Regions from separate parts of the Homo sapiens genome. Here all the other regions are linked to region 2. A link is a contact called in ENCODE Hi-C or POLR2A ChIA-PET data. All regions are on one chromosome and are shown on one strand. Each heading gives the region's core, a stretch centred on a gene start or an enhancer-like site at or near the end of the contact. The rest is flanking DNA. Distances are from core to core; before and after follow the strand shown.

Region 1 (2,940 bases), core at 11-2,510, 330 kb before region 2:
ACATCTCCCGTTAAGTGTTCTTACACAATAGAATTTAAAATATTGTTAGAAGTGAATAAGGCAGAATGACATTCTTTATCTTGTTAGGAGGGCTGGAAGCTCAGACCTTGCATGAAAGGACAATGTGTGTTAGTAATGATTTCTACAACCAGGCGGAACATCAGCCACCTCAATTCCTTGTCATTTCACTTTAAGCTCTGCCTGGATGGTTCCTGAAAACCATGACCTACAAAATTTTGTTTTATTCTATTTAATTCAGTTATAATTCACCAAGCATATACTGCCTTAAGAATTTGGTGCCTGAATTATGCAGATGAATAAAAAATGAGATAGGTAGGGATGAGTCCCTCTTGGAAGAGGCATCACCAACAGCTCAGAGAGTACTAGGACCATACAACCTAGGTTTAAGTGGAGGCCTTACTGTTTCCAGTTCCATAGCACCGGGCAAGTTCCCTCTTTAAGCCTCAGTTTCTTATCCCCCACCTAAGTGGGATGAATCCAGATGTGTACCTGACAGCTGATGTGCTCCCAGTAGCTAGTAACATTGCTTTTGCTGTTATGCTTATTCTTTTTATTGTTATTACTATATTATCCCTGCCCTCAAGTAGCTTATAGCCTATTTGTGGAGACCCATTTGTACACACTACCCTGCACAAAGCAGAAAAATTAAAAAACTGCTGAATGACATTTACAAGCAAAGTTCAATCCAAACACATAGGAAGATGGTTGGTTAATGAAACCAGCTTTGTTTGTTTTGAGACACGGTCTTGCTCTGTTGCCCAGGCTGGAGTGCAGTGGTGTAATGATAGCTCACTGCAGCCTTGACCTCCTGGGCTCAAGTGACTCTCCCACCTCAGCCTAGGAGGTTAGCTGGGACTACAGATGATGCCACCACACCTGGCTAATTTAAAAAAAAAAATTTTTATAGAGATGAGGTCTCACTTTGTTGCCCGGGCTGGTCTCAGACTCCTGGGCTCAAGGGATCCTCCTAAAGTGCTGGGATTACAGGCGTGAGCCACTGTGCCCAGCTGAAACCAACTTTTAGGAGAAGCAGTCCCTACCATGCCTAGAACAACGTGTATTTCTTAAGTGCTTAGCCACAGCCTTAAAGTGAAAGGGAAATAGAAAAATCAGCCTCCTCTTTAGCTGGTACAGGACAGAAGCAAAACATAGATATCTATGTTGATAGCATAACTTTTCACATTTTGTAGTATAGTTCATGACATTCTCAGACACTGAAATTCCATTGGAACCCAGTGCTTTACGTGGCTTTGAATATGGTATGTGTGAGTCATGTCTCTTTCAATACAACTGCAATCAATAAAAACCCCAGTAAAATGTGGTTAACCACAAGGGCATCCCTCCCCACCAGCTCCACCCCCAAATCAGCACTATGATTCATTCAATGTAGTCCTCCTCCCCCTAATGTATTTTACATTGGGAGATACTTATGCTTCCTCAGCACAAAAATCAGAAATCCTACTCTTCTGCTGGTCGCCTGCCCCTATGTTGTGCCGTCTTGCCCCACCCCCGACCCCTGGGAAGTCCAGTCGTGGCCTATACCCTGGGTAGCTGTGGCTGGGGAGAAACTCTGCCCAGTTTCATGCAGAAGCAGGACAGATGCTTCCAAAGGATGCAGTCTGAGGTCCCAGAAGACCTTACTGAGAAAAAAGTCTTTTCTTCTTTCTTACTAATATAACCCCAGCATCCATCTTCCTGTGTCTTCCTTAAATTGAATCCTGAGATGAGGCTTCCCATTTGCCACCACCTCCTTCGTTTTAATTCATTACATATATTATAGTGTGTTTGTTTGTTTGTTTGTTTGTTTGTTTGTTTTTGATACAGAGCCTTGCTCTGTTTCCCAGGCTGGAGTGCAGTGGTGCCATCTTGGCTCACTGCAACCGCCGCCTCCCGGGTTCAAGCAATTCTCCTGCCTTAGTCTCCTGAGTAGCTGGGATTACAGGCCCCTGTCACTATGCCTGGCTAATTTTGGATTTATTTATTTATTTATTTATTTATTTATTTATTTATTTAAGATGGAGTCTTGCTCTGTCGCACCAGGCACTCTATGAGTGCAATGGTGCGATCTTAGCTCACTGCAACCTCCGCCTCCCGGGTTCATGTGATTCTCCTGCCTCAGCCTCTCGAGTAGTTGGGATTACAGGCGCCCGCCACTGCGCCCAGGTAATTTTTGCATTTTTAGTAGAGACGGGGTTTCGCCATGTTGGCCAGGCTGGTTTCGAAGTCCTGACCTCAGGTGATCCGCCCGCCTCGGCCTCCCAAAGTGCTGGGATTACAGGCGTGAGCTACTGCACCCGGCCATTTTTTGGGTATTTTTAGTAGAGACGAGGTTTCACCATGTTGGCCAGGCTAGTCTCGAACTTCTGACCTCAAGTGCTCCTCCCCCCTCGGCCTCCCAAAGTGCTGGGATTATAGATGTGAGCCACCGTGCCCAGCCTGTTCATTTTGCTGTTGAGACAGAGTCTCACTCTGCCACCCAGTCTGGGGTGCAGGGACCATAGCTCACTGCAGCCTGGAACTCCTGGCCCCAAAGGATCCTTCCGCCTCAACCTCCTAGAGCGCTGGGATCACAGGGGTGCTACACCACACCCGGCCTGTTTTTTTTTTCTTATACAGAAGGGACCTGAGGAAACAATATGCATTGTGAGTGCACACCAGAGGGATAGAGAAAGGCAGACAAGGAAAGGAGAGGAAAGGCGGGTAATGGAAGAAGAGGTGTGGCAAGGGCAGCAGCCTTCACATTGCTTCCTCGCTGGGTCTGTGGCTATTACCCTCCTGAGCAGCACCTTCTCAGGCCAGCTCGGTCTAGAAAGCTGTCTGCCAGCAGATTCTAGTTGTCATCCCAGCAGTCCTTAAAACATGACCTGCCACCCACAAGGGAAATCTGGTCTCATTAGTACCTTTAATTATAAAAGCAGA
Region 2 (3,068 bases), core at 279-2,778:
CTACTCATTTCTCCAGCAAATATGAATTAGAAATCTGCCATTATGGAACACTGTGCCAGCTGCTGCAGGGAGTCAGGAATGCATAGGGCACAGATGATCTCCTCAGAATGCATTGGCGTTTATTAGGTTGGTGCAAAAGTCATTGCAGTTTTGCCACTACTTTTAATGCAAAAGCTGCAATTACTTTTGCAGCAATCTATTAGATATGTAGTTGCAGAAGGAGGCAATCAATGCTATGTGTCCCATGAACAGCAGAGATGACACATGCTTTGAGGCTTTCAGGAGATACCAAGACAACTTCTATTAAGGAAATCTTAGAATAATTCATAGAAAAGGTAACTGTAGAGATGGAGTTTGTTGGATGAGCAGCACAGAATTATGAAAGAAGAGAGGTTCTCAATAGGGAAAATGTGACCAATATGTCCACTGTGCAGAAAAGTAGAGGGGGAGAAAGACTGAACAAGGTTTGATCACAAGTGAGTACATTTGAGAGAGTATCTGTGTGTGTGTGTGTGAGAGCGGGGGAAACTGGCAGAAAATTAAAATTTAGGACGTCAACTGTTTTATCTAAATAATACCACCTCACATACTTGGCTGACTTTACCATGGAATTAAGCTCATGTATTCATTCATTCAATAGATATTAATGGATTGCCTATTGGGCCGGTACTAGGGATACAATAGTGAACAAAACAGAAAAATTTCCAAGTTCTAAATCCATAGAGCAAGCTAGAAACTCCTGAGCAGGAGCTGATGCTCCAGTCCACAGGTAGAACTTCTTCAGAGAGACCTCAGTGCTGTTCTTAAGGCCTTTCAACTAATTGGATCATTTCCACCCAGAAAATCTAGGATAATTTCATTCACATAAAGTCAACTTGAGTGTAGATGACTACCAAATACATTTACAGCATCATATCTACCATATAGCTTTATAGCATCACCTCGATTAGTGTCTGCCTGAATAACTGGGTACCATAGCCTGGCCAAGTTGACACCTAAAACTGACCGTCACAGATGACTCACCAATTTTTACCCAGTAACAAACTGACTGGCTTTGTGTGGACTATGACACCTCTTTCCTCTACCTTCTGTTTTTTTAACTGGCTCTTTTGAATTATGTAGATGGCTTCAGACTTGGATTTCCTGTCTGGCAGGCTATAGTCAGGTTCCAAATGACAAAATATTAATTAGGAGGACTGTGCATGATCTTGTTTACAAATTCATTAGCACTGGGAGCTTGGCTTTGGCAGTTGTTTGTCCTGATGCCATGGGGGTACATTTCAGCCCCCAAATAGCACCATCTGGATCTCATGTCCAACTTTGTGGCCATTCTAATCTTCATCTCTTTAATATAAGAAGAGTGGTGCTGCTCGCACTGCTGCCCATAATTCAATATTAAAATACTCCTTTAAGAACAAAATAGTGCCTGTGTGACTTGGTGTGTGTCATGGGGAAATTCTAGGGAGGAGAAATAACTGCTATCCACTTCATCCTATTGACCCCAGTGAACTCTGTTCAATAAATATTTGCAGAGTGACTGAATGCCAAAGCATGTCTTGAGTTTATGCAACTTGGTGACATTTCCACCGCTAAAACTGTTACTACAAACTTTATCTTGGAGAACTCATGATAGGTGGTGAAGTTGCTCCGAACCTAGGAAGCTGCTATTGGCCAAATTATGTGCTGTTGGAGAGAAACATTTCCTGTGTATTCAAAAAAAGTGGAGGCTTGGCATGACTAATATGGTAAGAATGTTCTCATCTTCTCCAGGAGAAGAATGGAGTCAGGTAGAGCTTTGCAACAATCCGTGGTCACAAACCTCAGTAGACACCCAGGTCATTAACTAACCACATGCATGTGGCACATGGAATGGAACATCCCAGAGCTCTGAAACCACAGGCATCTCTCTGCTGGATTAAAGGAAGCAATTTCACAGGCCCAGACAGAAAAGGGATGTGGTGATTTTTCAAACGATTCTGATTTATAGTCAATAAGGTGCAAGGTTATGATACACAGAGTAAATGAATCGTTTACACTCCTCCTCATCACTCCCTTCCAGAAGCTCTGGCTTCTGCTGGTTTCTAGGAAGATACCAAGAGTGTCACCTTTATGAGCACCATGCCTGGTCTTTGTATCTGTCATCCAGCCTCCCATCTGTGAAGTGATTCTTCAGAAACCCCTGACTTTGGTTACTAGCCAAGCCAGGGTGTGATATTTTTTCCTGTTTAATTAACAACAACAAAAAAAGGCTTGCGCATTTACTTTTGCCAGCTATCTGAAAGTTCAAAAGGTAAAGAACATTTCCGTCCACAAATAAGCCATGGAATGTATTTGGAAATTGAGTTTTCATCAGTAGTTGCTGTTTTGAGCCACTTATTCCACTGCTGAGGAAAGTGAAATGGGAGTTCTTTCCTGAAAGGGGGGGAAAAAAACCCAGAAACTTTGTATTTAGAATTTCACATCTATGGTAGAGGCTCTAGGAATTTGAGGTCATCTTTCTGACACTGATTTAGGCTAGTACACCCTCAGATGGGAGGTATTTATTATACCCATTGGTACAATGAAAGTTCAAATTTATACTGAAAGAAAATAATAAGATAAAGGCATGGCCATTTTGAGACCTTCTGATGATAGGCCATGATGGTACTTCATAAACCAACCTATCCTTAGCAAAAGACTCGTTTCATAAATTGCATTTTTAATTTATAATGATGCAAAGCTGAATGCCATATTTGCCGTGTAGGGCTACCCATTACAGACCAGGCATCCTGTCCATGGAACTTGGTAGAAAACCCCCAAAGTATCCCCTTTCATGCTGATCCAAGAGTCCAGATGCCACATTTTGTGCCACTTTATGAAGGAAGTGACATTTGAATTGAAGGCTGAAATGCAAGGAGGATTTAAATGACAGGGAAGGATGTAATTTAAGTGTCTGTCATCTGTCTGATCTCATCTCCCAACATTCTGAGGCTATTTTTCAAGAATTGAGAAAACTGTCTTGAATCCCCATCTTGCATATAGTACAAGGTCTAGTACCCTTCCTCAGCATACCTCAGAGGTCTTTAAGG
Region 3 (2,978 bases), core at 203-2,702, 310 kb before region 2:
CCTAAGTCTTCCCTTCTTCAGTCTGAGTACTACCAGTTTCTTTCAGTGAGGGGTGCTGATCCTGGCTGTACATTTAAAATCATCTGAGGAACTTAAAACTAAGTCCACCCCAGTCAATTAACTAGACTTTTAGGGACTTCAACCCAGGCATCAAGATTTTCAAGTTCCTCCGTTGATTAAAATGTGCAGTCAAGGCAGACTACTACTGCAAATCATAGAGGAATCCTATTTTTCCAGTTTAAGAGCTTTAGAACTCTTCCTCTTTTCTCTGTCTTACTCTTTTTTTCTAGGTATAAAGCCTGATCCAAAGTTTAGGTGCTTGAGCCAGGTGCAGTGGCTCACGCCTGTAATCCCAGCACTTTGGGAGGCGGAGGCAGTGGATCACCTGAGGTCAGGAGTTTGAGACCAGCCTGGCCAACATGGTGAAATCCCGTCTCTACTAAAAATACAAAAAATTAGCCAGGCGTGGTGGCAGGCGCCTGTAATCCCAGCTACTCAGGAGGCTGAGACAGGTGAGTTGCGTGAACCCAAGAGGCGGAGGTTGCAGTGAGCTGAGATTGCGCCATTACACTCCAGCCTGGGCCACAGAGCAAGACTCCATCTAAAAAAAAAAAAAAAGGCCGGGCGCGGTGGCTTATGCCTGTAATCCCAGCACTTTGGGAGGCTAAGGCAGGCGGATCACGAGGTCAAGAGATTGAGACCATCCTGGCTAACACGGTGAAACCCCGTCTCTACTAAAAAATACAAAAAATTAGCCGGGCATGGTGGTGGGTGCCTGTAGTCCCAGCTACTCGGGAGGCTGAGGCAGGAGAATGGCGTGAACCCGGGAGGCTGAGCTTGCAGTGAGCCGAGATCGCGCCACTGCACTCCAACCTGTGCAACAGAGCGAGACTCCGTCTCAAAAAAAAAAAAAAAAAAAGTTTAGGTGCTCCTTTGTCTTTCTGTATTTCTTTGTAGATTTCTTTTCTTCTGTCGTATATTTCAGCAGTTCTGAAATGTTAGGGTACATAGGAATTGCTCAAGGAGTTTGCTAAAATGCAGACCACCATCCATACTCTTTAAGAAAGACTGTTATATAGGATCCATATATCCACTGCAATGAGCAGGAACCTGTGCTGCTTTGTAAGCCTCGTTTAGCTTTGCCTCTAGGAGGGGGACTAGCTTGGACTTGATGTTGAGGTAATCGGTGAGTACCTCAGGCAGGAGGATAAACAAAACCTCCAGGCCACTACCAATTCCGTTCATACCCACACCTTCTGTGTTTCACTTTGAACTACTGACCTTTCTGGCTTATCTTGGAAAATCCCCCACGAGGACACTGAGACCAGTGCTTGTCTGTCCTTGACAATTGTGGTCAGTGCTGACTCCAAGAAAGCTGATATTAAACACTAAAGCCTCCTTCTTCTTTTCCCCGGACTTTATCAATCTGCTTTTAATTGTTAACTAGGACTGGTTTCACCAGCTAGGAGTCAACCAGTATGTAGTCACACATTGGTTCTCAAACTTTGATGAAATGGTGCCATCAGACTTTCCTGGATGATTCACATTTATCACGGATTCCTAGGCAAGGCTGATGCCGTGGGCTGGGAGCCTCACTTTAAGAACCACTGCTTTAGCAAATACAGCAAATACCTATAGGTTCTTGACCCAAGCATTTCAACATTCACGCACTTTCTTCCTGCCAGTTTTGTGGTGTAACCAATCTAAGAGGGAATAAACAATAGATAGATGGCTGAAGCATTGCCCTCCTGAAGGGCTGAACCCTAGACATCATTGGGGGACTTCTTGCAAGCCTCAAATCTACATTCTGTTTCAGAGCTCATCACATATGAGTGACATTGTAAGACCTTTATTCAGTTTTGTTTTTTTATTAACCTTTAACTTTATTTTGAAATTATTTTATTTTATTTTATTTTATTTATTTATTTTTTATTTTATTTTTTGAGTTGGAGTCTTTCTCCGTCACCAGGCTGGAGTGCAGTGGTGCAATCTCGGCTCGCTGCAACCTCTGCCTCCCGGGTTCAAGCGATTCTCCTATCTCAGCCTCCCGAGTAGCTGGGGCTATAGACGCCTGCCACCACGCCCAGCTAATTTTTGTATTTTTAGTAGAGACGGGGTTTCACCATGTGGCCAGGATGGTCTTGATCTCTTGACCTCGCGATCTGCCTGCCTCAGCCTCCCACAGTGGTGGGATTACAGGCGTGAGCCACTGTGCCTGGATTATTTTAATTTTTTTTAGAGACAGGTCTCACTCTGTTGCCCAGGCTTCAGTGCAGTGACTCAGTCATGGCTCACTGTAGTCTCACCCTCTCAGGCTCAAGTGATCCTCCCACCTCAGCCTCCCAAGTAGGTGGGAGTTACAGGCACATGCCACATCACCCAGCTAATTTTTTATTTTTTAATAGAAATGGGGTCTTGTCTTGCTTTGTTGCCCAGGCTGGTCTCAAACTCCTAGCCTTAACCAATCCTCCCACTTTGGCCTCCCAGAGTGCTGGGATTTTAGGCATGAGCCACTGTGCCAGGCCTGAAACAATTTTAGACTCACAAGAAATTGCAAAAATAGTACAGAGAGTTCCTATATACCCTTCAACAGCTTCTCCTAATGATGATCACAACTGTAGTACGTTTTCAAAGGGGATGGATAACCCATTTACCATGATGTGATTATTAGGCATTGCATGCCTGTATCGAAGTATTTCATGTATCACATGAATATATACACCCTTACTAGGTAGCCACAAAAATTAAAAATTAAAAAAAATTAGTACATATAAAAACCGAAGAAATCCAAGCCTAGTTAATAGTATTGTACCAATGTCAATTAAACTTTTTAATAAAAATAGTCCTAATATGAACATTGTAGTGAAAGGTGAAATTGCTTGATGCAGAGCTGTTTAGTGGAAAGTTAGGATTTCTCTTGTCACCTTTTCTGATGGTCAGGTTTATAGTAAAACAGGTGAAATGTTAAAGGATAGTGG

What was found. Hi-C counts contacts between places; a loop is a spot of excess contacts on that map. ChIA-PET counts read pairs that join two places held with the same protein, here RNA polymerase II (POLR2A). Pooled maps may share reads with other maps.
Region 1: a loop to region 2 is called in a map of PC-9, with 12 times the contacts of the local background. The contact joins two enhancer-like sites. A Hi-C loop is called at or near these places in 5 of 168 maps with a recorded cell type or tissue (Calu3, MCF 10A, PC-3 and 2 more) and 3 of 50 pooled maps. POLR2A ChIA-PET finds 5 or more read pairs at or near these places in 4 of 52 experiments (A549, AG04449, MCF 10A and 1 more).
Region 3: a map of Calu3 shows a loop between it and region 2 (8-fold over the local background). The contact joins two enhancer-like sites. A Hi-C loop is called at or near these places in 3 of 168 maps with a recorded cell type or tissue (Calu3, MCF 10A and endothelial cell of umbilical vein) and 1 of 50 pooled maps. POLR2A ChIA-PET finds 5 or more read pairs at or near these places in 4 of 52 experiments (A549, HEK293T, MCF 10A and 1 more).

What each region holds. Positions count from the first base shown.
Region 1 is chr1:218,376,156-218,379,095 of GRCh38, forward strand. All of the region lies in intron 1 of TGFB2 (transforming growth factor beta 2), which reads left to right. Among named protein-coding and RNA genes, the nearest start is that of TGFB2-AS1, 32 kb to the left of the region's middle. Within about 2 kb of position 1,261, at least 5 of the 41 ENCODE cell types and tissues checked have a DNase peak (open chromatin) inside an H3K27ac peak, as active enhancers do; they include PC-3, PC-9, Panc1 and 1 more, where a contact is called at or near this core.
Region 2 is chr1:218,704,508-218,707,575 of GRCh38, forward strand. All of the region lies in intron 3 of LOC105372924 (a long non-coding RNA gene), which reads right to left. Among named protein-coding and RNA genes, the nearest start is that of LINC02869, 200 kb to the left of the region's middle. Within about 2 kb of position 1,529, at least 9 of the 41 ENCODE cell types and tissues checked have a DNase peak (open chromatin) inside an H3K27ac peak, as active enhancers do; they include PC-3, PC-9, Panc1 and 1 more, where a contact is called at or near this core.
Region 3 is chr1:218,396,664-218,399,641 of GRCh38, forward strand. The region is part of intron 1 of TGFB2 (transforming growth factor beta 2); the gene reads left to right. Among named protein-coding and RNA genes, the nearest start is that of TGFB2-OT1, 44 kb to the right of the region's middle. Within about 2 kb of position 1,453, at least 2 of the 41 ENCODE cell types and tissues checked have a DNase peak (open chromatin) inside an H3K27ac peak, as active enhancers do.